2 separate regions of the Homo sapiens genome follow, and region 1 is linked to region 2. A link is a loop called in an ENCODE intact Hi-C map of the cell type or tissue named here. Cell type or tissue: GM12878. All regions are shown on one strand. Links, peaks and the distances in the headings refer to the core of each region. The heading gives the core; the rest is flanking DNA.

The links. A loop is a pair of places that touch in the nucleus more often than their neighbours do. Peaks named below come from ENCODE experiments on the same cell type or tissue, not always from the same donor. Only the 100,000 strongest peaks of a DNase experiment are listed, where the experiment ranks them.
Region 1: it touches region 2 in a loop (5-fold over the local background); 17 of 110 quality-filtered maps call a loop at or near these places.

What each region holds. Positions count from the first base shown.
Region 1 is chr22:20,227,647-20,242,147 of GRCh38, reverse strand. RTN4R (reticulon 4 receptor) reads left to right here. Exons shown (of 2, transcript NM_023004.6): 2 at 1-733. The coding sequence ends at 437. It overlaps LOC105372863 (a long non-coding RNA gene), which reads right to left. Exons shown (of 2, transcript XR_007068009.1): 2 at 6,169-13,733. Among named protein-coding and RNA genes, the nearest start is that of MIR1286, 14 kb to the left of the region's middle. RefSeq lists silencers at 3,037-3,096, 3,308-3,602, 3,787-3,936, 11,035-11,190 and enhancers at 3,586-4,178, 10,366-11,159. In GM12878, for the core only: a CTCF peak has its summit at 3,416 (motif pointing right); no DNase peak of the experiment used is centred there; H3K27ac peaks cover 643 bases.
Region 2 is chr22:20,151,970-20,166,995 of GRCh38, reverse strand. No RefSeq gene overlaps it. Among named protein-coding and RNA genes, the nearest start is that of CCDC188, 8.4 kb to the right of the region's middle. RefSeq lists an insulator at 9,719-9,956 and a silencer at 11,316-11,610. In GM12878, for the core only: a CTCF peak has its summit at 9,818 (motif pointing left); a DNase peak (open chromatin) is centred at 9,795; H3K27me3 peaks cover 133 bases.

The DNA.
Region 1 (14,501 bases), core at 1-8,000, 82 kb before region 2:
CGCTGGGGCTTCCCAAGTGCTGCCAGCCAGATGCCGCTGACAAGGCCTCAGTACTGGAGCCTGGAAGACCAGCTTCGGCAGGCAATGCGCTGAAGGGACGCGTGCCGCCCGGTGACAGCCCGCCGGGCAACGGCTCTGGCCCACGGCACATCAATGACTCACCCTTTGGGACTCTGCCTGGCTCTGCTGAGCCCCCGCTCACTGCAGTGCGGCCCGAGGGCTCCGAGCCACCAGGGTTCCCCACCTCGGGCCCTCGCCGGAGGCCAGGCTGTTCACGCAAGAACCGCACCCGCAGCCACTGCCGTCTGGGCCAGGCAGGCAGCGGGGGTGGCGGGACTGGTGACTCAGAAGGCTCAGGTGCCCTACCCAGCCTCACCTGCAGCCTCACCCCCCTGGGCCTGGCGCTGGTGCTGTGGACAGTGCTTGGGCCCTGCTGACCCCCAGCGGACACAAGAGCGTGCTCAGCAGCCAGGTGTGTGTACATACGGGGTCTCTCTCCACGCCGCCAAGCCAGCCGGGCGGCCGACCCGTGGGGCAGGCCAGGCCAGGTCCTCCCTGATGGACGCCTGCCGCCCGCCACCCCCATCTCCACCCCATCATGTTTACAGGGTTCGGCGGCAGCGTTTGTTCCAGAACGCCGCCTCCCACCCAGATCGCGGTATATAGAGATATGCATTTTATTTTACTTGTGTAAAAATATCGGACGACGTGGAATAAAGAGCTCTTTTCTTAAGCTGTGGCCTCTCAGGCTAGGGTGCTGTGGGCGGTGAGAAGCAGGGGTGGGTGCTGGACGGGCAGCCTCTCCCCCATCACAAGGCCCCCAGAGGAAGGGAGTTGCCTGGCACCACAGGTGGGACAGCCTTGGCCAAGGGCAGCTCCAATGTCAGGTGCCCCTGGCCCCCCAGCCGCACAGATGGAGCATGCTTGGTGGCTGACGTCGTTGAGCCTGGCTGATGGAGCACATGCCAGGTCCATGGGTCTGGACATAGCAGCCCCTGTGGGGACAGTTGCTCTCGGGCCCCCCACCCCAATCAGGCTGCCCGGGCAGCCCCCAGGAGGAGGCTGAGGATGAGGGACCCTGTTCCTACCCCTGGTGGGTGGCAGGAGAGGAAGGCCCTGAAGGAGAGTTGGGCGGGTCAGGCCTGGCCTCAAGGCCCAGTGGGGGCTGTATGCACCCTCACACCGCTGCTGGTGGTCACACTAGACCCCACATGCGTGTCTGGGGCACCCCCACTTACAGCATGCCCACACCCCAAACATAGGCCGTGGTGGGTCTGCATGTCCCTGCACCCATGTATGCATACACGCATGCACACACAGCAGGGCAGGGAACACATGTCCACACACATGCAGGCACCGGGGGCTCGAGAGCAGCACACGCATCCAGGCAAAAATATGCACAGGCAGAAATATGCACAGGCACGCTTTCCCACGGCCTGGGCCGAAGAGGACTCAGAAACAAAAGGGAAGGGCCACGTGGCCAGGAAGCCTTCCCAGGAAAGGGCCCCCTCCCCGCCAGGGCAGTGGCTGGGGAGGGGGAGAGGGAGAAAAACAGTGACGTGGGGGAGGGTGTGGGGGAGCGTTGCTGGTGAAGCCAGATGGTCGTGGGGGCGGCCGGGGCTCCAGAAGCCTGGGGGGAGGAGAAGGAGGGAGAAGAAGCGGGGAGGACGCGCTTAGCAGCCAAGGCCCCAGCTCCTCCGCCCGCTTCTCTGTGCGTGTGCTGCGGCCCAAGGCTCAGACCCCTCCCATCAAGCACAGGGCAGAGCCAGGATGCAGTGGTCCTGTCTGGCCTGTACCCTCCTCAGGGTCCTCCCACATGTCCTGTCTCTCCTGAGAGACCCTGTGCCTGTGCCCACAGGTGCTGAGGCCCCCCGTGTGGCTGCGCACACCTCCACCTGCAGTTTGCCCCTCTGCTCACCTGAGATCCAGGGCCGGCAGCCTTGCCCCAAGGCTGGGGGCAGCTCAGGCAGGGCAGCCCTGCCGGGGTGGGGTGCTGTTTGCCCAGGGCTCCCTCTGCAGCCCCTCTGGGCCCAGGAGACCCTTGGCAGCCCCAGCAGAGGCCTCTCCATGGATGGCCTGATGTCAAAATGTTGTGCAGTCTCTGTCCTGTGCCTGGAGCTCTACCATCAGCACCCCTGGCACCCCCAGTCTCTGTGACCCCACAGCCAGGCCCAGGATTCTGCCAGGCTGTGCCTGGGCACTGGCATAGGCAGGGTTTTATTCAGTTTTTCTCCCAAGTGGCCCCTGTCATGCCTGAGAAGAGGCAGCTAAACTGCTGGATCTGGGCTAGTGCTCTCAGCTGAGGCTGGGGGCTCCTTGCAGTCAGAGCCAGGAAACCGAAGCCACCCATTTCCAAAGAGCCTTGAGCCCCACCTGAGTGACCCAACTGCAGTGGATGCTGGCGCCCTCAATGGCTTGTGGAAGGACAGCAGATCCTGCCTCAGCTTGCACACCTCCCAGGACAAGGAGTTCATTACCTCTGCTGGGCCCACTCCTAACTAAGAAGCAGGCACCTGTCGCCCTCAGGCCAGCTTCGGGGCTGACTGTCACCACCAGCTGCCCTCAGGGCTCTGCACCCTCCCCTCCAGGCCACAGTGGGGGCCTGTGCAGTGGCAGGGGTGGGGAGTTGGGCACAGTCCAACCAGACCTGAGGACGGGGTGAGAGGATCCGGAAGGAAGTGGACGAGTTTTAAGTTGGACTCAGCAGGATGCATGGACGCTCCCATGGGGTGGAGGCGGCAGGCAGGGCTCCCAGGCCTGAGCAGCCGGCACGGGGCGCCCGTCCCTGAGGTGGGGGCGCCGAGAGGAGCGGCCGCTTTGTCGAGGCCCAGGAGACATCTGGGCGGGGGTGTCGCGTGGGCTGTGCAGGCTGAGCTCAGCAGAGGGGCCCGGCTGGAGGACACATTTGGGAGTCGTGAGCACTTGGGTGATATTTACAGCCCAGGAAGAGATGAGCTCACCGGCCGGCCGCTGCTGACGAGGGGCCCGGAGTGGGCGGGGCGTTGGGCCAGGGCCCAGGGACTCAGCTCCTTCCTGCGCCGACCCCGGCACTCCCCAGCTCTGCCTGACCAGCCCCGGCCGGCTGGGCCCCTGAGGTCAGGTGCTGGACCAGGCAGGGGTTGGGGGTGGCAGCTGGTGTCCAGCCTTGATCACCCAGACCCCAGAGCAGGTGCAGAAAGCTAATTAAAGCTGCGTGAATCAGCCTTGAGGGTATCAAATCCTGGCCCCCACCCCATGCGGGCTGCTGGTCTACCACAGACTCTCCTGGCCCCGTCCAAAGATGCCTGGCCAGCCCCAGGGGGCCCTGTGGACCGAATCCTTCACAGCTCATGGGCCTGTCCCTGTGTTGCAGGCCTAGCCAGGGCAGCACCACCCAGCACAATTGGTGGAGGTGACAGCTGGGGCTGGGCTCACCACTAGGTGGCTGTAGCCGACCTGGGTGGGGGATAGGGGCAAGCAACCCTCAGATGTCGGGCCCAGGCTGGGCTGCTCCTGGGGATTCCTCTCAACCACCCCGACTCCACCCCTGCGGCCCTGGGGGCTGAGCTGCACCAGAGCTGCCCTGCACACCTGTCTGCCCAGGGCTGCAGGAGCAGCCCTGTCCTTGGATGGGAGCGCCTGCCCCCTGTTTATCTGGCTGCCCAGGGCTTTGCCTAGTAATTGGGAGAATTACTTTTTAATCCTTAAATTAGTTCTGAAATAATAGAAGCTGCCGAATGTTCAGCAGCCGATGGTAAACTAACATCCAGCGAGACTGAGAACATGCCGGAAACAAGTTGAGAGGGAGGCAAGTGTTTGTGGTGTGAGCTGGGGCCCGGGGCGGGCCACTGCGGCGGCGGCAGGGGTGGGGGCTCCTCACTGCCGGGCTGCCTGCAGCTCACAGCCTCCCTGGGGTGGTAGGGCACCTCACACTCACATCCCCGCAGGAAGACACTGCTAATGTCCCCAGGGCACAGATGAGGAAACGGAGGCCCAGAGACATGAAGCAACATGTCAGGCAGGATTGGGCCCGAGGCCACGCGGGAGCAGACCCTTCGCTGCCAACTGTGTTTGTGCTCCAGAGTGCTGCTCTGCTTCTCCATCCCAGTGCCCGGGGACATCACAAGACCCTGGGTGTCAATTCCCTCCACTGTGTCAGTCAGCCTAGGGATGTCACTCGGGGTGGCACCCTGAGCTGTGGCACCTCTGTGACTGAGGCAGCTCTGTGTCTGGTCAGCTGGCCTTTGGGCCGCCTCCAGCCACAGTGAGGAGGCCCAGCCCTCAACTCAATTTCCCCCACGTTGCCGGCCTGGTGGCCACCCTCATGCCCAGATTTCTCACTGGTGGCCTTGGCCTCTGTTCTGCCTGGACCCCAGCTGGCTCCTTTCCCACCCTGCTCTGGGCTAGGCCGCTCCGGAGCCCTGCCCTGCAGCCCAGCCCCTGTGTACACCACAGCCTGGGCTTGGCAGGGCTCCCCACATGAGGCCTGGGTGGGAAAAGTGCAATGGCCACTGTCAGCAAAGGGTGTATCTCAGCCCATCCCCCCCCACCCCGCCGGGCACAGCAGCTCAAGGATCCCATTATGCCAAGGCCTTGGAGAGTGGCTGCGATGGGCATGAGCCCAGTGGCCCCCGGAGCCCCACTCCTGTTGGGAGGGTGCATGTGTCGGGGCCCAGGGCTCCCCAGCAGCTGGCCTGACCCCAAAGTGCCAATCCCAGGTCTAGAGGAGGAGCCCCAAACTCCATGGAGGAGGCCGTGGGACTTCTCTGGTTGGTCAGGCTTCTCCAGGGCTGGGGCCTGGTGCTACTGTCTTTTCCTGGGGGAGGTGGGGCTCTGCCAGGGCACACCTCTCCGGAAGCCCCTTCCAGGTGCGTCGCACTCCCCACCTGCCTCTGTCTGCTGCAGGGGAGTCCTGCTCCCAGGGGCAGGGGACCCTTGCTGGGCCATGCCTGGAGTCCTGAGCCAGTGGGTGGAGGAACAGGCACCTGTCCAGCCTCATCTCTCCTTTTGCTCCCAATCCCCAGCCCCCAGCCCCAGAACTCCTTAGGATCTTCTTCTTGGTCCTTCCTCTTTGCTCAGTATTCAGTTCTGACACCACTCCCTTCTCCAAGAAGCTCTTCCTGATCCTCCAGGCTGGTCCTCACCCAGCCAGGTGGCCATGGAGTGGATCCACAGTGCCCAGACCCGCATGGCCAGAGCCAGGGGCAGGTCACTACCCCTCAACAGCCCTCTGCTTTTGTGCCTGTTTTGAGGAATGAGTAAACCCTCATGGAAGAAGAGGTCCCTGCTTGGGCCCAGCCCTGGAGGAGCTCATAGAGGGCCAGACAGGGTGCTTCTGCCACACGGTCCCAAAGCTGAGGCCGAGGCTGTCCCTCCCTCCAAATGTCCCCACCCACAACCTGTCTTCTTGGATTCAGACCACAGGACCAAGCTCGCGCCTGGTTCCCCAGGCCCCAGAAAGCCAAGGGAGCCCCCCAAGGCCACACAGTAAGCAGTGGAACCAGGCTGGGCCGGGCTGGCTGCCTGGACCCCCCTCACGCCCTGTGGGCCCCCCAGAGCTGGCCTAGGGTCTCTTGACCCTGACCTCAGTGGAGGAGCACCCAGCCTGACATTCTGAGAGCTGCACAGGTAGCACTTCCTTGGCACCAACAGCAGATTGCATGTGGGGTCAGCACAGGCCTGCTGACCGGGGCAGGGCCAGGCTCACAGCCACCTGGGTGCAGGAAAGGGTGCCAAGCTCGGCAGGAGTCCTGCCCTCCCAGCCTGTGCAGTGGCTGGGCTCGGTGGAGGGTCCCTCTCTCTCTGACCAGTTCGCTGTGCGTTTATTAGGCACCTGCTGTGTGCTGGTGAAACAGGAAAAGTCCCCTTGTTCCCCTCACAGTACATGCAATGGGGTTGTGGCTTGCTTCAGTGCCCTGCTGCTCAAATCTCTAGGGGAACATACAGACGGGCAGGCTGTGGAGCTCCAACCCCACGGCAGTGTCTAGGGGTGAATGTTTATAGCTGAAGCCCCAGTGAGCGTGTTACAGGGTGCTCTTTTAGTTTTGCTGTTTTAGTTTAACTCTATCGGTGGCTTCTGTTACTCAGCTCAATTAAACCCCAGTTAGAGCCCTGCCTTATCGCAAGGACAGATGGCTTTCTGCATCCCAAGGTTCTTGCCTTGGTGTAAGAATTGGACCACACGTGGGCTCGGAGAATGAGTGCAAGGTTTTATTGAGTGGAGGTAGCAGATGGGGGAAGGCAGAAGAAGATGGAGTGGGACGGTTTTCCCCTGGAGTCGGGCCCGGGCTCTCCTCTGGCTGCCCCAGCCAAACTCCAGGTCATTCTGCTGCCGGTTGGTAGCCTGCCGGGGTGCCGGCGCCCGTCAGTGCGTTCCTCTCGACGTCCAGCCGCCTGAGTGCTCCTCTGCCAATCCGCTCCTCTCCACGTCCAGCAGCTTGTGCGTGCCTGCCAGGGTCTCGCGAGTTTTTATAGTCATAGGATGGGGGTGTGGCAGGCCAGGGTGGTCTTGGGAAATGCAAAAATGCCTGTCCTCACCTAGGTCTGTGGGATGGAGCCCCAGCCAGGGATCACACCCTCCTCTACGCAGCACTTCCCCTTTTCCCTATCATTCATTTCAAGGGACCAAGCTCTTCCACTCCTGTATCACCTCAACGAACCCATGCGCCTCCTTCCTGGAGGTTGCTGTTGAAGCTGCAGGCATCACCCCCTGGGTGAGAGAGGGCCCTGCCTGGGCCTGGGCTGCTGCCAGGCCACGTGAATGCGGGGAGGCCATGTTTTGGAAGCCCGAGGGAGGATCCACACTTTGTCCCTGCACATGGCCCAGCCTCAGACGCTAGACAAAATGAGGGGCAGAGAATGGCCCCTTCTGCAGACGCAGTGCATCTGGCCCAGCCCACAACGAGCCTCTCCTGCAGGGGCAGCCTCCACGGGAAGGGCCAATTAAACCCACCACCGATCGGCCCAACCAACACCGGGGAACAGGAGGCCTCCAATTTGTCTTTACAAAGGGCTGTGCAGAGATTTATGGGCAATAAATGAACATCCATCCCGAGGCGGGCAGAGGAGAAGCGGCAGGGCCGGCAGGGTGGGGGCAGCCCCCTCTGATCGTGGCGCGGAAGCTGCATTAATGACGCTCACCAAGGAGAGACAAGGCTGAGGCTGGCAGGGCCACTCACCAAGGAAGGAGAAAAATAAATGCGAGCAATTGGGGAATGATGAAGACCTTGCAGGGAGAACACCTCGATACACACGGTGAGGCCAGCCTGGCAGAGTCTGGGGACGCCGAGCCAGGGACCTGGTGGGGTAGGGCAACCTACAGGAGGGGCACAGAGACAGCCTGGTGCTGCTGCACAATTATTTTTGAAAAATGACAGAGCAGAGAGAAAGAGTGGAGGCGGGGCGGGGGACTGCAGCCTCCAGGGATGCCAGGGGTTTCTGAGAGGCGGTCACTGCTACCTTCAGGGGGAGCAGGAGGGTCTTGAGGCCTTGGGAGCCAGGGCCCCAGCCTCTGAAGCCCTCCCTGAGGTCCCTTAGCCAACAGTGGTGGAGCCACAGCCCTACCCCTCTAGGCTCCCCCGCGGCCATTCCAGCCTCCAACCCCACCCCTCCACCTCAGACTGTAGGGTCTGAGCACCCGCCCTGTCCATATCCATCCCTGCATGCCTCTCCGTTCACCGACTCCTTCAACAGACCATCCCCTGCTCCTCTCAACAGGCCCCGCTCTGCTGGGGAACCACGGACAGAGGCCTTCCCATCCCCAGGTCAGGATCATCTGGGCCCCCTGCTGCAGCCGAGGACCCCTCCAGATCCGCAGAGGGACAAACTGGCCATGAGGCCACGACCAAGCCTCACTTGGGTGGGGACCCAGCCTGGGGCAGTCCTGCTGTTGCCCCCCACCCCCCGACATCCTGTCATGGTTGGGAAATCTGGTGGCACCAACTCCCCAGATCTCTCCTGGCCCCACCTCTGGGCCTGGTCGGGGGATCTGGAGGATGGCATCAGTCCTGCCTGCCTGCTGTGGGCCTGTGGGTAGCTGTGCCCAGGGGCATGGGGGAGTGAGACTGCACCCCAGGCTCACTCTCCACTTTCAGGTTACCCTAAACACCAAGGCTGTGCAGATTTTCCCACCCCAAGAGGCTCATTCTGTAAAAGCTGGTCTCAATTAACACAGCCAAACAGAAGCATCCAGCACTACACTCTGGAAATAGGACACCTATGCCAGGGTGAAGGGGTGACTGACACTGTCCCTGAGGCAGCCACAGGCCTCAGCAGGCACTGGGGAATTGGTGCAGACCCTGCCCAGAGCCCTCCCTTCCTCAAGGGATGGGACAGTGGGGCCCTCACCCACCGACTCCCCACATAAAAGACATTTCTAGGCACTTCTAGGCCAGCCAAGGGGGACACAGCAGTTCCCCAGAGGGGCAGGCGTGGCCTGCCGACAGTAGGGCTAGGGGTCAGCACTCCAGGTCCCCATGCCCATCAGTGCCCACCCAGCTCAGCAGGGATAGCAGCGTTCCTTGCCCAGCCACTCCCACAACACCACCCAGGTTGGGGGCAGGCTCCCTGTGCCTGGTGACAGCAGTGCCACCAGGCCTGCAGGTGGGGGTCACTGTGTCATCACTACAGATGAAGAGAGGGCGGCCAAGGAGTGGCACATGGACGCAGCCTGTCCATGGGGGTGCCCGCTGTGCACTCGGAGCAGCCTTCTGCCCAGGACGCCCTGGACAGGGCCCCGTCATGGTGCTGAGTCACAGATACCAGCAGAGGACTGGACAGAAGCGACTTGGGAGCCTGAGGATGGGGAACACAGCCTGCCATGTTTCCCGAGGTTTCCCGGGAGCAGTGAGAGGGCCAGGCCAGGCCCTAAGAACTAGGACCCTTATGCCCAGAACCAAGCAAGACGTGGGGGAAGTGGGATCCACTGTAAGTCCAGGGCCCCAGCTGACCCCAGTCCCTCCCTGGGCCCACCGGGGTGTCCCTGCAGAGACTGGCTGGGCCAGCAGCCTGAATCTCTCCTGGTGAAGGCCTGAAGGCCAGAGTAGGTGGGACCATCCTCGCCGAAGCCGGCCTCAATTCTCAAGGCCATGCCGTGGAGCCAGTGCCATCTGGACCCTCTGGGTCAAGCAAAGGGTGTGTGCTAATCAAAGGCAGGCCCTCGAGGATGCCAAAGGCCCGCGAATGCCCAGTGGACCGTGAAAACCTTCTGCTGACAAACCCTGCAGGTGTTGGGGCCACAGGGAGGGAGGGTGACTTTGCCTTTCGGCAGCCAAAGGATTTCACTGGAAGCCACTCTTTTGGCAAAAGCAGCCAAGTGATAACCAGGCCTTCACCTGTGTCTTAGGCTGAACCACAGTGGACCAGGAAACTGCAGGGAAGGCCACAGGGAGCCACCTTCCAGGGTCGGTGAAGGGCCCAGCCCCTCAGTCCCATCCTTCCACTGACCCGTGCCCACCTCCAGGGCAAGGGAGGAGCGAGGGCTGCCCTGGAGGCTGCCCGTTGGATGGAGCCTCAGTGACCTCGCCATCCACTGGGGGTGTTCCAGGAGGAGAGGTACAGGGTCCTACACCCAACGTTCTTCACCCAAGACCTGGCCTGAGACCAGGAACAGTGTCTGCCATCTTGAGTTCACAGGACCAGCCAGAGCCAGAGCTGGGCCACTAAGGACAGCCAGCTTAGCTGAGGGGCCGTACCTCCTAGGACGTCCTGGTGGCCGAGACTGGGCCACCTGCCATGCTGGCCATTGTCTGTCTCAGTTGGGGCATGTCTGTCTCCTGCGGCCCCTAGGGCTGGGCCCTGCTGTCCCACTGGGTATAAGGAAGGAACTGGGGCTGCCAAAGAAGGAAAAGCTGGGCAGACAGTGGGGGGCCTGGGAAGGCCAGCGCCTGCAGCCCTTCACCTTCCACCCTGCAAGCCACAGAATACCCAGGCAGAGCTGAGCAGGGCACCCTCCAGTCCAGGGGCTCTCCTCTCCTCAGAGAGAGGCTGAGACACACTTGCCCCACAGAGAGCTAGGCTGTGGCGTCTGAGGTCTTCTCCTGCCACGTGCATCACAGCTGCATACCCTGATAGCCACTCGGTTCCTGAGAATCCCTGAAAGGAGGGACTCGCTTCTCCCCACCCACTGGCTGGACAGGAAGGCAGGGATAGCCTGTGTGCAGAGGGAACAGCCTGTGCGGGGGCCCTGAGGATCACTCACCCGGAGCCTGGCCCTTTGGTGGGGGTGTGGGGCTGAGCCAGCAGGAGGCCAAGGGTGGGGTGGGAGTGACCCTGGACACCTGTGGAAAGACAGGGCCTCGGGGTCCACCCCACCTGGCTCTGGGCCCTGGGGCCCCTGGCCAGCACGGGTTGCCGCCTCATTGCAGTGCCTTCTCTGCTCCAGCTGCTCTCCAGCTCTCCATGCATCAAGGTGGAAACAGAGCAGGAGCGCAGTAATGCGGAATTTGACTTGCAAAGTCGGGGTGAAGCAGCACTAATAAGGCCGGGCTTACAAGGAGGCTGGGGGTGGGGCTGAATCCAGGCCCTGAGGGCAGGAGAATGACTGGGGTCTGGCGGGCGAGGGTGTAAGTGGAGGAGGGAGGGCTTAGGGGACCGTGGGTCTGTCATCCTGCCCCTGCCACGCTCAGGGCTGGGGAACTCCATGCCTGCCAATCCCAGAGCCTTAGGTAGGCAAAGCCAGGATGGGGGCACCAGCCCATGGTGTGTGGCACCCCCACCCTTCCCTAAGGCCTTGTGGGGAGGGGACTGGGCAGGAGGGGACTGGGCAGGAGGGGACTGTCCCCTCCCACACACGATGTGATCTCTCTCCCACAGCCCTCCTGCCCCAGCCGGACACCCTCTGCAGTGGCCAGAGTGCGAGAGGTCCTCAGCCCTGAGCCAAGTGGCTCACCCCTGCTCCTCTGCCCTTCCCCTCCCCAGCTGACCGGCCTCCAGCCTCCAAACCCTCCATGGGGACTCAGGGCCTGACGGGGTGGCCCAGTAGGGCCCGGGTGCTGAGCTGGGCTCTGAGATGGGTGGCCGAGATGACATGGAGGGAAAGGGTGCTGAGGGGTGGGGATGGTGCCTTCATGGACTCACTCTCCTGCCGATCCTCCAACCCCAAGCTCAGGCCTGGGGAAGCTGGGCCCAGGAGAGGCTGTTGATCCCAGGGCCAGGGAGGTCCACACTGTCTGGTCTCTTTTCACCAGGCTCTGCTGCCTCCTCCTGGGAACCACCCCCAAGACAGGGTTTAGACCGTGGGAGCCGCTCAGGCAGGGCAGTGGGTGGGGAGGTCTCCCTTTCCTACCTCACCTACCCGACTCAGGATTTCCAGACAGCTCTAACAGAGGGAGGGACCCAGGACCCTGGCACCCCCTCTAAACAGAGCAGGCCCTCAGGGTGGGGGCTGCAGCTCCTCACCCCGTACACTTGGACTAAAAGGAAAACAGCATGTCCCTGTGCCTGGGGTCTGTGAGTCAGGGGACCCTGGCCTGGCCTGGGGTGTCATGTGCAGTGTCCAGCTGGAGAGGTGCCCAGGCCCATGCCCCACCAGCGTTGTGTGCCCTCCACCCGCTCCCCACCCGTGTGCTGCTCCCTGAGACTCCGTGGTGGGTCCTGGCCGCTGGCAGTCACCTCTGGTGGGCTCTGATGCCCAGGCTAGTTCTGCAGGGCCAGGTCCTGTACCCAGACATGCCGGCTCAGAAGTCTGGTAGACTTGGCCCCATGCGGGCCCCTGGGGAGAAAGGCACCCTCCCCAGGCTCACAGCACCATCTCCGCAGTTCTGCACAGTCCAAGTGCTGGGCTGCTGTCGAAGGCCCTGTCATCACAGTGGGCTGGCTAGGTTCCGGGGCTCCCTCTGCACTCCCGCCCTGCCCCCACAAGCCCCTCCTAATTGGGCTTTCTCCCTGACAGAGCGCCATAGCCTCTCTTTTCTGTTCTGTTGACTTTGGCACAATCTTAGCTCACTGAAGCCTGGCAGGAGTGGAGAGGCCAGTGCAGCCGAAATAGCTCTCAGCCCCCGGAGCCCACAGCCGGAGCAGACAGTGTCCCCGAGGGTGGGGACCGCCTCCCCTGCTCGGGCCACCACTTGCTTCAGGACCCAGACAGCTCCCACGAGACTCAGGGAGCCCAGTGCCCAGCTCAGGGCCCGACAGCATGGAGCCAAGACAAAATGTGCCGGTGCCAGCCTGGGCAGCAAGACTCAGAGGGACCCAAGAGCCACCATCATCTCACCCGCCATGCAGCCACTGGCAGAGCTGGGGAGCCACGGGGGACTTGAGACTCAAGGGTGTTTTTCCCCCTGTGGACTACCTCCTCCACGGGATCTCTTGGTTCTTGTTAAAAATGCGAGTCCAGGCCCCTTTGCTAGAGGGCGGGTTGGCAAGGTTTTCTTTCCCCCATGTGTGTGTGTCCACATGGGGGAAGGTGTTGTCTTGGGCTGAGCCAGTGCCCTGGGTGACTCCTGTGATTGGGTCCATTTAGGACACAGACCCCAAAATGCTGCTCCTCAAATGGAGAGAATTCAGCAAGAACAACCAGGAATGACTGTTGTGATTTTGTTAACTGGGGAAACTACAGATAGGGGCCCAGATGGGAGCACAAGGCCGGCGGGGGACTGGGCAGGGCTGCTGGGCTGGCCACCTCCTGCGGGTGGCCCTGGGGGTCCCATCACCTCCCCATGCCTCAGTTGTCTCTTCTGTAACAGGGCGCAATGGTGAGAATCACAGCAATGCTAGCAAGGGCAAGAGCCCTGGAGCTGAGGGAAGCCCAGACCGCCCCAGTGGCACCCAGACCCACTCCTCCTCAGCCTAGCTGGCGGCTCATGGCATGAACTTGCTAAGAAACCGAGCTCCATGCACAGCGCAGCACCACAAGCTGGGCCGAGGAGAGGAGGGGGCAAGCCAGGAGCAACGCATGGACTCCCATGCACCCACACATGTGCACAGGACAGAGGAGGGTGATCTGAGCACAGCCCCCACCTGTCACCCAGCTGGTTATCTGTCAGGGTTGGGATGTCAGCAGACATTCTCTTTTGGGTTCATGTCTCTGTAGCCCCCTCCCCCAGCCTGTGTCCCCTGGCCTGGGGTCTTCGGTGTGCCAGCTGGATCCTTACCTAAGGCTCCTCACACATGGGCCCCCCTCGTTACCAGGCAGCCCATGCCAGCCAGACACATCGCCAGCCAACGACCCTCACTGGGGTATAGCTCCTGGGGCAGCACCGTGGGACTTGAGCTTCCATCATGGGCACTGAGCCGCCCCAGTGGGCTTCCCCTGACATGCCAGCCCAAGGAAGCCCCCTGGTGCCCACACTGGCATTTTCTGGCACCTCCAGGGGCTCGCTGGTGCTCACCTCACAGCCCTCCCATCTGCGGGGAGCCGGCCTGGCTGATCCCAAGCAGCAAATGGTGCTGTTGTCAGGAAGGCTGCCCCCAGGCTTGGCGGGGTCTGCAGTCTTGGCCCTCTCCCTGGGCAGCAGCTGACCTGGCTCTGGACCCCTGCACCCAGTGCAGCAACCGGGGATGTAGGGGAGAGTGGCCTGGAGGGTCTGTTCTGAGAAAGGCCCAGAAGCCAGAGATCCCATAGCCCAGCCCCACTTAGGACTCACCTGGGCTCTCGAGTGCTGTGTGCTGTGTTATTCGCCAGCCGCTCGGGATTACAATTCAAGGCTGCTGCTGAAACTCGGGCAGATCCCAGCTGCAAAGGGCAGTTCCTTCCTCGAGCTGCAGAACGTGTCTGGAGGGGTTGGCTCAGCCCGAGGTGAGCATTCACACTGAGGCTGAGTCCAGAGATGAGTAGGTGTGAGGGTGCAGGAAGGCCCCCAAGGGCCCCCAAAGGCCCCAGAGTCCCATGGGGGAGAGGCTGGAGACAAGGCCCTGGTCCAGCACTGGGCCCTGCAGGGCTGTTGGGAGACAGCGCCAGGGACAGCTGGGTTTTGCCTGAGTCCTGGCAGGGGCAACCGTGACGTGGTCGGGCAGTGGCCCAACAGTGGTCATTGGGAACATTCCCCGGGTGTCTCGGGGGGTGTCACAGAGACCAGATGTGCCCTGAGGCTCTTGTACCATCGCACAGGAGGACACCAGATCAGGTAAGGAGCTTCGGCCCAGCCTGGCTCGGCTTCTGCATCCTCCCCAGAGGGGATCCCCTGCCTGTGCCCCCAGCTTTTGCTTGGCTGCATGTTGGGCCTTGAGGCCGCAAGCATCCAGGGGCTCTGGGTCTCTTGCCCCAAAGTCCAGGCTCAGTGTCCTTCCAGAGAACCCTCCTCCCCAAGACCCCACAACGACTCAGGCCAGGACTGTGCGGTGCCTTGGCGGCCTGCGAGGGAACAACTGGCTTCTCACAGTACCAGGAGCTGGACCTGGGGGTCTCCACAGGGCACCTCTGACTGATGTCCCTGTCCCACCTAGATTGCTGTGGCCTTGAAGCGCCCCTCAGGAAGTCTTTGTGTGCCCCCATCCTAGATAGAATCAGCCCGTCTGTCCCTGCCCTGCCACAGGGGCCGTCTCTCCAGCCCCGGAACCTCCCCCAGGGATCCTGGACCTCTGAG
Region 2 (15,026 bases), core at 6,635-14,634:
AGCACCCGGCATCCCTGAGATGCGAAGTGCCAGGGTCCCTCATCCTTGGTGTCCAGGCCAGCATATCCACTCAGGGCCTCGTGGCAGGCCATGTCTGGACAGCCTCAGCCTGATAGGGGACCAGGTGGCTTCGGGGGGTCTGGAAGCTGTGACAACTCAGGATGGTCCTGTTCAGAGGATGAGGTGAGGGAGCCGCACGGTGGTGTCAGCTGGGAGGCATGGCAGACAGGGCAAGGAACCAGGATTGGAGAAACTGGCTTATGTGAGGGGCAGTAGGTCCCCAGGTCCTGCCCCAACCTGGGCTCCTGGTAGCTCCCAGCCACTGTCCAGGACTGCAGAGTCAGTAGCCTAAGGGTGGAGGGAGCAGGCCTGCTCTGCCTGGAATCACCTTCTTCATCCCCCTGCAGCTGAAGGCTTCACACCAATAAACACATGAGGCGGCAAAGATTAGGGTAGTGCCAAGCAACCACTCACACTTTAGTGAGAATTGGTGGATGGAGTAGCCCTGGGCTAGATCTCAGGAACATGGCAGGTCAAGTTGAATGGTAGAGGGGGTTCACCAAAGGCCTGGAGTGGCTGGGGCAATAGAAGAACCAGAGACTGGTCCATGGGTCAGATAATACCCCCCAACACTAGCCCAGATATCCAGAACATCTGCAGGCACAGGGCAGACTCCTGAGCCAACCCCATGGTCATCCACAATCCCAGTGAGGCAGGAAGAGAGACAGGTTCTGCCCACCTGCCCCAATACTAAGAGAGACCCCTGCCTTTGCATGTGCGTGCAGGGTCCTCACCCCGTGTGTGTTGGGGAGGTGGTCCTCACACTCCATACGTGCCACCAGGACACAGTGGGCCCGGGGGGCCAGTCTCAGCCCAGTCGACATGGCCACCCCCAGCACTAAGGTGCCCTCGCTGTGCAGGGCATCAGCAACTTTGATGGGTTTTCATTTAACATTCTCTTTATCACAATTACTTTGAAAACTATTCAGTGCAGTTATTAATCATTGAGTAATTATTATCTGCTCTTATATTAATTATCTGGCCATCGGGAATGTTACCAAGATTTAAAATTTTTAATTGTTAATAATATTTCCTGGACGTGGCAGAGGTTTCCTGCATCTCCACACATTCCCTCCCTGCTCTCGGTGAGGCTGGCTGTGGCTCCCCTGTTGTGGGGAGCGCCCACTCTCGCTGGCACCGCCTGCAGGTTGCCCCCATCAGTTCATCCTGGGCCCTGAGCAGGGCTCTGGGCAGGCCTAGGTGACTGAACCCTCCCTCTAGCTGCCCCCACTGAGCCCTGGGGTGCCCATGCTCACGAGCCCTGTGGCCGATGCAGGTCCTCAGTGGCCCCCAGGATGGGGCCGCCCTGGCACCGAGGCCTGCCGGGATTGCAGTGGGAGGCTGTGAAGCCCCTGCCACTTGAGAGGTGGCATCAGTGGCCTGCTGTGCTAGGTCAGCCCCAGCTGCAGATCCCAGGCTGCTGCGCTCCCACAGGGCCCCCGCCCAGCCCCGCAGCGGTCTCTAGTGTCCTCATCAGCTCTGTGACCAGCAGCCTCAGGGAGCCACAGGAGACAGGAGACCCTCCACTGGGTGCACACAGACAGGCCTGGAGAGGACAGGATGGGCCACATGGACGGCTGGCTGGGGCTGCGGAGCCCAGGGGTGGTGCCGCAGGCACTGGGAGGTGGCGTTATGTGACCACGGCAGCCTAAGACCACCACTGTGGGCCCAAGCTCGCAGCTCGCTTCCCACTATTCTCAGCAAGAGGACACAGGCTACCCCTTGAGGCCAGCCCACAGCTCTCTTACCAGGCAGCACCTTACCGCCCCTCACTGTGTCCTGTCGCTCTGCTCTTGTGGCCTGCTGTGCAGCAGGCACCACGTCACCCGTTCATAGATGAGCAAGCCAAGGCTCGGGGCAGGAGACCAGTGCAGCAGGCTCTCACCACCTCATGGGAGCAGGCTCTGCACACGGCATGCTCTCCAGCCCCTTTGGCTGAGTGCCCAGCCCCGACCCCAAGCTGCCCCGCTGGCTATCCAAGCACTGGGTGGAGTCCGGAGGGGAGAATGGTTAGGTGCCTCCTCTGGGTGGCCCTTCACTTTAGGGAGGCCAGGAGGCTGTGCTCCAACCTAAGTGGAGGTGGTTGTGGCTGCCCCTGCCCCTTCTCCTGCCCCTGCCCCTCCTCCCACCCCTGCCTGCTTCCTCTGCTCCAGCTCAGTCAAGAAGCGTGGGGAGCTGCTGAGACAGAAGGGGGCCGGGGAGAATGCCCACGGCATGAAGTCCTCGAGACCTCCCTGAGCCTCCCCCTCCCCACTCCACAATGCACACCCCATAAAGACCTTTGTCAGGCATCCCCTCCAATGCAATCAGACCAGCGTGGAGCCTCCTGTGCCTGAGGAACTAGTCCCAAGCAATGGCAGCCCTCAAACCCACTGTGGGCTTGTCAGCATGGTGCTGTGACAGTGCTGATGACAGTAGTGAGGATGGGCTCAGTCACAGCGACCATAGTGATGGAGGTGTGGTGATGGTGATGGTGATGGTGATGGTGATGGTGATGGTAACGATGGTGATGGTGGTGGTGATAGTGATGGTGATGGTGGTGGTGGTGGTGATGGTGATGGTGATGGTAACGATGGTGATGGTGGTGGTGATAGTGATGGTGATGGTGGTGGTGGTGATGGTGGTGGTGGTGGTAGTGATGGTGATGGTGGTGGTTCTGATGATGGTGGTGGTGATGGTGGTTGTGGTGGTGATGGTGGTAGTGATGGTGGTGGTGCTGGTGGTGGTGGTGGTAGTGATGGTGGTGGTGGTGGTGATGGTGGTGGTGGTGGTAGTGGTGGTAGTGATGGTGGTGGTGGTGGTAGTGATGGTGGTGGTGGTGGCAGTGGTAGTGATGGTGGGGATAGTGATGGTGGTGATGGTGGTAGTGATGGTGGTGGTGGTAGTGATGGTGGTGGTGGTGGTAGTGATGGTGGTGGTGGTGGTGGTGGTAGTGATGGTGATGGTGGTGGTGGTGGTGGTAGTGATGGTGATGGTGGTGGTGGTGGTAGTGATGGCAGTGGTGGTGGTGGAAGTGATGGTGATGGTGGTGGTGGTAGTGATGGTGGTGGTGGTGGTGGTAGTGATGGTGGTGGTGGTGGTGATGGTGGTAGTGGTGGGGTGGTGGTAGTGATGGTGATGGTGGTGGTGGTGGTAGTGATGGCAGTGGTGGTGGTGGAAGTGATGGTGATGGTGGTGGTGGTAGTGATGGTGGTGGTGGTGGTGGTAGTGATGGTGGTGGTGGTGGTGATGGTGATGGTGGTGGTGGTGGTAGTGATGGTGGTGGTGGTGGTGGTGGTGATGGTGATGGTGGTGGTGGTAGTGATGGTGGTGGTGGTGGTGGTAGTGATGGTGGTGGTGGTGGTGGTGATGGTGGTAGTGATGGTGGTGGTGGTGGTGGTAGTGATGGTGGTCCTGGTGGTAGTGGTGGTAGTGATGGTGGTGGTGGTGGTGGTGGAAGTGATGGTGATGGTGGTGGTGGTGGTGGTAGTGATGGTGGTGGTGGTGGTGGTGGAAGTGATGGTGATGGTGGTGGTGGTGGTGGTAGTGATGGTGGTGGTGGTGGTGGTGGAAGTGATGGTGATGGTGGTGGTGGTGGTGGTAGTGATGGTGGTAGTGGTGATGGTGGTAGTGATGGTGGTTGTAGTGATGGTGGTGGTGATGGTGGTGATGGTGGTAGTGATGGTGGTGGTGGTGGTGGTAGTGATGGTGATGGTGGTGGTGGTGATGGTGGTGGTGGTGGTGATGGTGGTAGTGATGGTGATGGTGGTGGTGGTGGTAGTGATGGTGGTGGTGGTGGTGGTAGTGATGGTGGTGGTGGTGGTAGTGATGGTGGTGGTGGTGGTGGTAGTGATGGTGGTGGTGGTGGTGGTGGTGGTAGTGATGGTGGTGGTGGTGGTGATGGTGGTGGTGGTAGTGATGGTGATGGTGGTGGTGGTGATGGTGGTGGTGGTGGTGATGGTGGTAGTGATGGTGATGGTGGTGGTGGTGGTAGTGATGGTGGTGGTGGTGGTGGTGGTAGTGATGGTGGTGGTGGTGGTAGTGATGGTGGTGGTGGTGGTGGTAGTGATGGTGGTGGTGGTGGTGGTGGTAGTGATGGTGGTGGTGGTGGTGATGGTGGTGGTGGTAGTGATGGTGGTGGTGGTGGTGGTAGTGATGGTGGTGGTGGTGGTGGTAGTGATGGTGGTGGTGGTGGTGATGGTGGTGGTGGTAGTGATGGTGGTGGTGGTGGTGGTGGCAGTGATGGTGGTGGTGGTGGTAGTGATGGTGGTGGTGGTGGTGGTGGCAGTGATGGTGGTGGTAGTGGTAGTGATGGTGGTGGTGGTGGTAGTGATGGTGGTGGTGGTGGTGGTGGTGGTGATGATGGTGGTGGTGGTGGTGGTAGTGATGGTGGTGGTGGTGGTGGTGGTAGTGATGGTGATGGTGGTAGTGATGGTGGTGGTGGTAGTGATGGTGGTGGTGGTGGTGGTGGTAGTGATGGTGATGGTGGTGGTGATGGTGATGGTGGTGGTGGTGATGGTGGTAGTGATGGTTATGGTGGTGGTCGTAGTGATGGTGGTGGTGGTGGTAGTGGTTGTAGTGATGGTGGTGGTGGTGGTGGTGGTGGTAGTGATGGTGGTGGTAGTGATGGTGATGGTGGTGGTGGTGGTGGTGGTAGTGATGGTGGTGGTGATGGTGATGGTGGTGGTGGTGGTAGTGATGGTGATGGTGGTGGTGGTGGTAGTGATCGTGGTGGTGGTGGTGGTAGTGATGGTGGTGGTGGTAGTGATGGTGGTGGTGGTGGTGATGGTGGTGGTAGTCATGGTGGCGGTGGTGGTGGCAGTGATGGTGATGGTGGTGGTGGTGGTGGTGATGCTGGTGGAGCTGACCATGATGGTGGTTATGGCCATGCTCATGGTGACAGTGGTGATGATGTAAGTGGATTATCCACCCAGAGTTTCCTGGAAAAACAATTTCTGTGCTTCTCCAGGGCTGCCTGGTCCCTCCCTGCCTGGGGTTGGTCCCCAGAGGCAGGAAGAGCAGAGCGTGGACTGAGCCTGACAGGGCAGTCAGTATCTTGAGCTCGCAGAGAACATTTAATCTTAGTTAAAAGTAAATAAGTTCAATTACTGGGAGGGGAAGAAGGGCCCAGTATTTACCGCGAGCATGTGGAGTGATTACTCCAGGAGGTTCCCTCGGGATGCCAGGCTCCATCCCCACTCCTGTCAGGTTCACCCGTGGCAGGTGGGAGGGAACAGCATGGGCCCACCCTGCCCTTGGGCCCCCGGAGGGGCATCTCCCTCCTACCCCCCAGGGCAGGGGCTGCAGCATTGGCAATGCCCCCTTCCCTCCCCCAGCCCCCAACTCTTGGCAGTGTCCTGGCCCACGGACCCCTGGATTCCTGCATGTGGGCACACCTCAGCCCGTGGCAGGACACCCCCAGGCCCTCACTGGCTCTGTTGCTCACCTGCTGTGTTACCTCAGAGGAACCCTGCCCCTCTTTGAGCCCCTGTCCTCACCTGGGAAATGGGTGATAAAGGCAGGTGCCGGGGGATGGAGGTTGGTGCTGGTGGTCAGTGTCCCTGTGACAATGACCTATTGGCTATGCAGAAGGTGGGCCTCATCTTCTGAACTCAAGGAGTCCTCCATGAGCACAGCCCTCAGCCACCAAGATCCCCCAAACTCCCATAGTTCCTGAATCTCCACGGCCCAGTTCTGAGACAAGAGCCCTGGGGCTTGAGGCCCCTCAGGCAGGGCGCGGTGACAGCCCGTCGGAAGAAGGGCTTCCTCCTGCCCATCCTGGCTGGGCGCTGTGCTAGGCTGCAGGAGCCTGCATTGGGGTGGAACAGCTTTCAGGGGAGACAGAGTCAGATCCAAGGTCAACTGCCCAGCTCAGCCCAGGACTCTAGCCCTTTGCAACAAGATGGGCCAGGCCCCTCGCTGGAGTCTGCTCAGCAAGGGGCCTGTGGGTCCCTGGGCAAGCACTAGCCGGGTCCTACCCTCAGCCTGGGGCCTCCTTCCAGCCTCCTCCCTGGTGCAGCCCAGCTAGAGCTCGTTCATCCCCTGGGGGCTCCTGCCTCCCCCTTCCCTGGCCCTGCACTGGGTGAGGGCGCATCTCCTAGAACCAGCCCCCCAGAGTCTGCTGAGATTAGGAGACCTGGAGGTTACCCCAGGGACACCCTGCCCCTGTGCCCCAGACGGGTGTCCCCCCAACTATAGGTGATGAATGTCGAGGAGCTGCCATTATCATTAGCGTGAAATGTGCCGCCTCTGCCAGGGAGGAAAATCCCATCTTGGAAATACACCTCAGATGCAAGTTCAATTTCACCCACGGGGCCATAAAACCCTTTTTCCAATCACCTGGTGCTGTTGGGGGCCGGCATCATTAATCCTGGAGATGTTATTTAGAGCCAAGACATCACTTGGGGAAAAAATCAGGTCCACACTCCACCAGGAACCCCTCTCTATTCCCTGCAGAGCCCTCAGGAGATGGACGAGACTGCTCGGGCACCAGGAAGGGAGGGGCAGGGACGCAGCCACCCTCACGGCCCAGGAGTCACGCCTCACTTCATCAGCCCTCATGCCAAAACGCAGACCCTCCCTACCAGAGATGGGCCCGTCGGCAGATGGGAAGACTGAGGCCAGAGAGGGCTGAAGGAGCTGGAGGGCTGGAGGAACTGGTGGGCCAGAGAAGCTGAAGGGCTAGAGGAGCTGGTGGGCTGGAGGAGCTGGAGGGCCGGAGGAGCTGGAGGGCTGGAGGAACTGGTGGGCTGGAGGAGCTGGAGAGCTAGAGGAACTGGAGGGCTGGAGGAGCTGGAGGAACTGGTGGGCTGCAGGAGCTGGTGGGCCGGCCGGCCCAGCTCCACTTGCCCTGCCTGCCCCCAGCAGACACTGCCCTCCTCTTCGTCCCCAAAGCCCCCACCCGGCCCAGATCCTCTCCTGAGATCAGTATCATCCCACAGCCTTTTATAAAAAATCGTTTCCTTGATTATCGAGGGTAACAATGAAAACATGTAATTGAATCTCCAAGAAATTACCATTTTTATAACTTGCGCCCAGTTCCCGAGATAAATTAAACGCCTCCCCTGTATGGTGAGCCGCTCACTGCGCATCAGAGAGGGGCTGATACTGCCCTTTATCATCGATGCGGGACTTACTAAGAAGAATGCCTCACACTGCCTCCCGGGAGGCTCCTGGCACCTCCAGCTCACGGCCCTGAGTGGGCAGAGTTGGCCGGCTGGAGACGCCGGGTGGGTGGTCGGTTGGGCCCCCTCCTGATCACTCCTGGCCTAGCTGCTGGCTAGCTGGGTGGTGGTGTGGGTGGTGGGTGGGAGGACTGGTCAGGGTCTTAGTCCAGGCTCCCAGGAAAATCAGGCCTGCGTGCTGGCCAGGCAGCAACAGCTTTCTGAGCAGTGCAACCCTGGAGCCAGAGTAGGAAAAAGGCAGGGAAGCCGGGCAGGAGGAAGGAAGCGGAGATGGCAGAGAGGGAGGATTTACCCACCTGCCCCCCACCTGCTGGCCAAAGCTGATCCCACCCAACTGCGCCAGTGCCCAGAGGACCCATGACATTGCAAGGTCAGGCAGCAGAGCGGCTCTGGGGGAGGCAAGGCCCCGCTGAGGCGAAGCACCTCCTGGCACAGGGTCCGGGAGCAGGTTGGGGCAGCAGGGTGGCCACACCCACCCAAGGAGCTGCTGGGTTGGTCAGCAGAGGGGCGGGGAGGTGGGGCCAGCTCCTGGGATGGGCTGTCCATCTGTGAGCGGCTGGTAGTGGGTTTCCTGCTGGCAGTTGCTAGCAGCTGGGTTCTCGTGGCTGTTTGGCTGGCTGGGGGCCGTTTGGGTTGTGGGGAAGCAGAAGGCTCCAGCCTGTGGATTCAGTTTCCTGAAAATGTCTGCAGGCTGCACTCAGCAGAGCCAACTTCAAGCAAAGGACCCAAGAGTGACACTATTCTCGTGCAAACCACCATCCACAGTAGCCGGTTGCCTGAGAGCCCAGAGCCACCCCCTGGGGAACATCCACAGATCAGAACCCTGGCAGTGGTGGTGGCACAGCGAGGAGGGGTGCTGTCAGGGGACAGAGGACCTACTCCCTGAGGATGGGAGAACTGAGGCCCAAAGAGCGGCCTCCCACTTGATCTAGGTGAACTCAGGGTCAAGGGTAACAGGCTGAGGTCACCCAGGAGCCTCAAAGGCTGGCTCTGAAGGTGAGACCTTCTTTTGGGGACGCAGGTGGCCTCGGGTATCCCCTGGCAGCCGGCACAGAGGACTAGAGTCAGGTGGGCCGGGAGGAACACAGTTCAGGAAGGGGCGGGTACCCACACCCACAACTGTGCTCCCACCTTCTCTCCCTCCCCCGCCTGGTCCCTGACTTCCCAGGGTCCCCTCCTCCCGCCACAAGGCCCTGCTGCCCAAGGGCCCACCTGGAGGCTCCAGCGGGGTTTGAAACCCCCACAGTTGGGCAGCAGCACGTAACTTCTCAGCTGTGCTGGGCAGAGGCAAGGGAGGCCCCAGCACCTCTCATCGCAACTCCAACCAACATGGCAATGCGGGGCTGCAGGGGCAGACTGCCTGAGGACAGGGCTGGGCTCAGACCCCAAAGCCCAGGGTTGAGAGAGCCTCTCCTCCACTTTGCAGCCATCCCAGGCCCATTCCTCAGAGCCTGAGGCACCAACTTCCACCTGCTCCCAGCCCCACTCCCACCCAAGCCCCAGATCCCTCATCCCACCAGGATACAGCCCAGCCCACAGCCTGGCTCTAAGAAGTAGGCTTGTCAAGCCTGAGGGCCTCCAAAAGGGCTCTGTCTCCAGGCCCCGGGGAGGGCAGAGGCCCCAGCCCAGGTCAGAAAGGGGCGGAGTGGACGCAGGGCCCCAGAAGGCCAGCACTGAGATCCCTCCCCTGCCATGTCCCCAGTAAACCTCTGGTGTGTCCCCTTGAGGCCCTCATGAGAAGAATAAGGCAAGCAGGGTGGAAATGGTTCGGTCACTCCAGAGCAGTAGCCGTACCCAGCCTCCTGGCCAGCCCTCCTCCCCAGACCAAGGCCCAGGTGGCATCTCCCAGGGCAGTGCCAGTGCCAGCCTCCCGCCCTCCCCTGCTGTGGGGGCCGAGGCAGCAGTTGGAGGTGGGGGCTCCACCTCCCCAGCCTCCATCATTCCCTCTCAGGTGACTCTCCATGTGGTTTGCCTCTTGGAGTCCCTGCAGGGGGACCCTACTGAACTTAAGCTGGCCTCCTGCACGCTGGGAACCCGGCCATCCCTCTGGTTCCTGGTTCTTCCTCCAGATGGGCTCTCTCTTAGCTGAGAGCAGTGCCTACACCCAGGCCACCCTCCGTCCACGGCCTCACTGACCCAGGCCACAGCAGCTGCCACACCCTGGTCAGGGGCAATGGTGACCTTGGACAGGAGCTGGGACCCCTCCCCCAGCCCCAGCTGCCCACTGACAAGTGGGACAACCTGGGGCCAGGCCGGGGCTGCCCGAAGGCTACTATGCTTGGGAAGGCCCCAAGACAGGAGCCCTGCCCCTTGGGAGGGGTGGCAAACGGCCCCGGGACAGTGCCGGGGTGTCTGGGATGATTCGTCTCCATGTGAAATGTGGGATAGACACCCTAGACTCAGCAAGGGAACTTCTGGCTACCTGGCAAGCCCCTGCCCTAGGCCCCATGGGAACTTCGGATCCAAGTGGGGAGGGGGCTCCCCCTAGCACTGCCCCTTCCCTGCCAGAGCTTCGGCTGGGTGGATTCCTCCACCGCAGCCCCCGAGAACCACCTGGCCTGCTCTGGGCACTGCTTCTGCAGGGGCATGGTGCCATCTGGTGGTGAGACTGGGAACTGCACCACAGCTCCAAACGGTACCTGCACATAAGTCCTGGAGACTGAGGGGCAGGCATGGAGGGATTCTGGGGGCCCTGCCTTTCCTCACCTGCCCCTGGTCTCTCCCTCCACCCAGGAGCCTGGTCCTGGGGCACAGAGACAGGCTTCAGGAGCTCACAGCCCAGCACTGTGTTTCCTTCTCCAATGGGCAGCCTAGTCCCCAGCAGGTGCTGGGCGGGCACAGGGCAGTGACGGGGACGGGCAAGGAGTCCTGGCTCTTGGCCCCAGCAAGGACTTTGGAGATGACTTTGTCACCGACCATCAGGCACTCTGCCACGCTGTCCCCCCAGGCTCCACTGTCCGACTAGAAGGTAAGTGGTGGTCAGGGAGTGCCAAGAAGATGGACTGGCCAAGCCGGTGGGCTCCTCAGGGGCAGGGTGTCTCCGGGCCTGGGCAGACAGTTCAGCCCCAGTGACCCTGGAGCCAGAGGCCTGGCAGCCCCAGCATGGCCACTTCCTGGGGCCTTGAAGCCCTGGACACGCCGGCTGACAGTCATTTACTGGGGCTGCATTGTCCATGAGAGGATTTTTCCTTGACATTCTTATATCTCTCTGATTCTTAAATAAAAAATGTGAGAATCCATGTCCAGAGACTCACCCAGGAGGGAGACAAATGGCCTGCCATCGCCTGCACCCTGGGAGCGACTTGGCCATGCTGGGGAGGGGGCAGACAAAGGGTGCGCCCTTACCTCTCTGAGCCTCACCTCTGACATGGGGAAGCCCCAGGGACAGGGAGGTCGTGGGCCCAGCATCCCCAGCACTCTGCCCTTCCCCCCGACCCTGTTTCCAGGACCCGTTTCTCCCAGGTTTTCTGGGACCCCCAACCCTCCACATAGGGCAGCTCTGAGGGCTGGAGAGGGAGCAGATCCTGACAGGCAGCCTGGGTGGGTGTGGGCCAGGAGCCCAGGTTAGAGGGCACAGAGATGGGGTCCTCTGAGGGCTGTGGCTGGCCCAGTGACCCCGAGCTCCATCCATTCAGGGCCTGTTTCCTGGCTTCTGAGATATGCTCGGGAGCAGCCAAGCACAGGCGAGGTGTCTCACACCTGTAATCCTAGCATTTTGAGAGGCTGAGGCGGGCAGATCACTTGAGCCAGGAGTTCAAGACCAGCCTGGGCAACATAGCGAGACCCAGTCTCTACAAAAATAAAACAATAAAGAATTATCTGGGCATGGTGGCACATACCTGTGGTCCCCAATACACGGGAGGCTGAGGTGGGAGGATCCCTTGAGCCCAACTGGAGGCTTCAGTGAGCTGTGATCGCGCCACTGCACTCCAGCCTGGGCAACAGAGTGAGACTCTTTCTTAATAAAAATAGAAAATAAATAAAATGAGCTTGGGGTATGAACATCAAGTCCGCGGTGCAGACAGCAGAACAGCCCCATCTGGCCCCTGCCCTGGGCCGCAGCCTGGCTCCAGCAGGAAGGACTCGGATCTCCATGCTGGGAGTCCCAGCCTCTCCTCCTCTTTGTCCTCCCAGCCCATCCCTGGGCAGCGGAGGAGGGGCAAGGGCATAGGGCGGCCCCTCTGAACCAGGCTCCTCGAGGCCATCTGGACGCCCTGGCAACATGGGCAGGAAGCGGCTTCCATGGCAACTGGCGTCCAGGGAGGCGCTGCCTGGCAACGGGGCCATGGCCCCCCCAGCACGCTGCGCTGGCCACACTTTCCGCCCTCGAGGCCGGGAGTTCCGGCTTCCAGCCAGTGCCCCCGCCGCAACCGCGCCCTGTCCTGCACGACATCCCGGAGCCTGGACCTGAGGCGAACCCCCACGCCCACCCCAATCCAGGACACCGCTTGGCAGGGCGCTTGGCCTTTGTTAGCGTATCTGACCCCGTGAGTGGGGGACCCCAGGGATGGGGATCCAGGGCCGGGGATCCAGGGCCCCATCTCTCCAAGAATCTCCCACCTTTTCGGGCTCAGGGCGATTGGCAAGGACCACAGGGAGGGGTGAGAGGGGCTGGGGGAGGAGGGGCTCTATGGCTGACTGACGGAGCAGCAGTATCCTTCCCCGGCACAGGCCCGGGGAGAGGGGCGGGGGCGTCAGGGAGCTTGGGGTTTCCAGGCCAAGGAGGATGGTGCCCAGGGGCGAGGGTGACGGGAGGACACTGGGCCATCCAGGGTGTCCCGGGCGCCCCCTCAGGGCCACTGGGGAATCTCATCCGGGCCTGGGCACCTACAGTGGGACCTAAGGACCCCGCCCTGCTGTTCGCCCAGGAAGCCAGTGTTGTCTTCCTTATTACAGGAGCCACCTGTCTCTGTGAAGACCTCTCACTCCTCAGCATCCTGGCCCCTGTGGGGCACTTAGCAGGCTGGGGACACACAGAGCAGGTGCAGCCCCCACCCCACTCATTCAGGGACACAGAGAGCAGGGTGCAGCTCCCACCCCACTCACTCAAGGACACAGAGAGCAGAGGGCAGCCCCCACCCCACTCAGGGACACAGAGAGCAGGGGGCAGCCCCCGCCCCACTCACTCAGGGACGCAGAGAGCAGGGGGCAGCCCCCATCCCACTCAGAGATGCAGAGAGCAGGGGGCAGCCCCTGCCCCACTCACTCAGGGACACACAGAGCAGGGTGCAGCCCCCGCCCCACTCACTCAGAGACGCAGAGAGCAGGGTGCAGCCCCTGCCCCATTCACTCAGGGACACAGAGAGCAGGGTGCAACCCCCTCCCCTGCTGCTCAGGGCCTCCTCCACCCCACCCCAGGGCCACCTCGCCTCAGGGCTCCTCCAAGAGGCCTTCCTTAGCCCCCATCCCAAGTTGCCCCATGGGGTTTCGGAGCTCAGCACATCCTGAAACCCATGACATTCCGGCAAAGGATGAACAGGGCAGAGGCCAGGGGAGGGTCCTGGAGGCTACCGCCACCCTCTGGCAGCTAAACAACCTCCAGCAGCCAGGGCCAGGTGTCCAGCCGCCTCTGCTGGGGAGGCCCCACGTGGCACTGAGAACAGGAGAGAGGTCATCTGCAGAGAAGATATTTCGAGACACTTCTTGAGGTGGAGAGCGGAGGCTGACGTAGCAGGACAGCCTGGCGGGAAGAAGGCAAGCGGCTGGCAAGCAGTGGCCTCGTCACTGGTGTGAGGAGACGAGTACTGCGAACAAGCATGGCAGGACAGCAGTGGGAGCTGGTACTGTCCGCACTCCAGACCACAGCCCTGCAGCCCGAGATGCCGCCTGGAGGCAGGAGGCCTCCCTTCCAAGACCTGGCTGTCCGGCTTCCTCAAGTTAACAAGGAAAGAGGAGTGCCCGGCAGCTCTGCCTGTCTCCCCTATAAACAGGGATTGAAAAGAAAGAAAAGCCAGACATTTGAGCACTGAGTCTCATGTGAAGCTCCAAGACTAAACAAACAAAAAAGAACCGCAAGAGAGAAAATGCAGAAAGCAAAAGATTCGCCTCCCCCCAAAGCCACTTTATCCCTAAGAGCAGAACAGAATTCTCTGGAACAAGAAGAGGGGAGCTCAGGGAACAATGGAAATGTCTTGGAAATGAAAAACAGGACTGCTAAAATCCAAAACCAATTTTTTATTTTTATTTATTTATTTATTTTAAAACAGAGTCTGGCTCTGTCACCCAGGCTGGAGGGCAGTGGCTTGATCTCGGCTCACTGCAACCTCCGCCTTCCAGGTTCAAGCCAGTCTCCTGCCTCAGCCTCCCGAGTAGCTGGGATTACATCCGCACACCACCACGTCCAGCAAATTTTTGTACTTTTAGTAGAGACGGGGTTTCACCATGTTGGCTAGGCTGGTCTAGAACTCCTGACCTCAAGTGATCTGCCTGCCTTGGCCTCCCAAAGTGCTGCGACTACAGGCGTGAGCCACTACGTCCGGCCCCAAAACCAATTTTTTAAAAAGCAGAGAGAAAGTGTTTGTGTTTGGGTTCAGGGAAGTCTATCTACAAGCAAAGGTAGAAAGAAGGACTCACAGGATCAATTCAAAAGGCCCAACATTTGACTGACAGGAGTTCCAGAACAAGCAGGAAATGAGAAGAAATGTTATCAAAGAAATGCCCCGTCTCAAGGCAGAATGTGCTCACCAAGTGCCCAGCGTGGTGAGGAAGGAAAGACCCACAGTTGGTGTGACCCCCAGAGGCGCAGGGATCAGAGGGGACCCTGCAGGCTTCCGGGGAGAAGGCTGGCAGCCTGGCCAGCTCTCACCACCAAGGACCACGACCGGCCTTCCAGTCCTGTGGGAAAACGCCCTCGGCCCCAGTTCTCTTCCCAGCCCGAAGTCCAGCAGGTGTGAGGTCAGGGTAAGACGCTTCTAGGCTTGTGAGGCCTCTCAATGTCTCCTCCCACGTCACAGCACACTCCAAAACTCAGTGGCAAAACCACCATGACAGCCCGGGGCTCGATGGTACATGGCCGGCAACTTGGCTAACGTATGGGCCGGTTCTCTGGGGGCCTCGCTGGGCTTGTCCACCCATCTTTAGGCAGCTGGGGACCGGCTGGGACGACAGAAGCCTCTCCTGACCCATGGCCTCTCATCCTGCAGCCCAGCCCAGGCCTCCTGCAGGGAGGACAGTCCCCAGAGCCAAGCAAGAGAGGTCCAGGCCCAGCGCACAAGTGTCGTGCCAACCTCTGCCCACAGCAGCTTAGGAGCAGCCCATTGGCCAAGTGCATCCGAGGCCGGCCCAGAGCCCAGAGGTGGAGACCAGTACCCGCCTCTTGATGTAGGAGGTGAAGTCACCTTGCAGGGGGGCCAGGACACCGGGAGAGGAGGGAACGGGGCTCTTCCTACCATATGAGGACTTCTCCGAGCCAGCTTTCTGAGGGTTAACTGACGGCTGATGGGTTCAAGAAGGAGGACACGGGCACAGGGACTCAGGGGCAGTGAGGGGCAGCAGGGCCGATGGTGTGAGGAGCACCAGGGAGCAGGAGGGAACGGGCCTGGGGCGTGAATCTGGCCCTACTGTCGGATGAGTTCTCTTCCGCCACCCAAATCTGGTCCGACCGTTAACAGCGTGGCCTTCGGCAAGTGACTAAAGGGCTTCCTGCCTCAGCTTTCCCACCCATAAACAGAGGATAACAGGCCAGGCGCGGTGGCTCACGCCTGTAATCCCAGCACTTTGGGAGGTGGAGATGGGTGGATCATGAGGTCAGGAGATCGAGACCATCCTGGCTAACACGGTGAAACCCCGTCTCTACTAAAAATA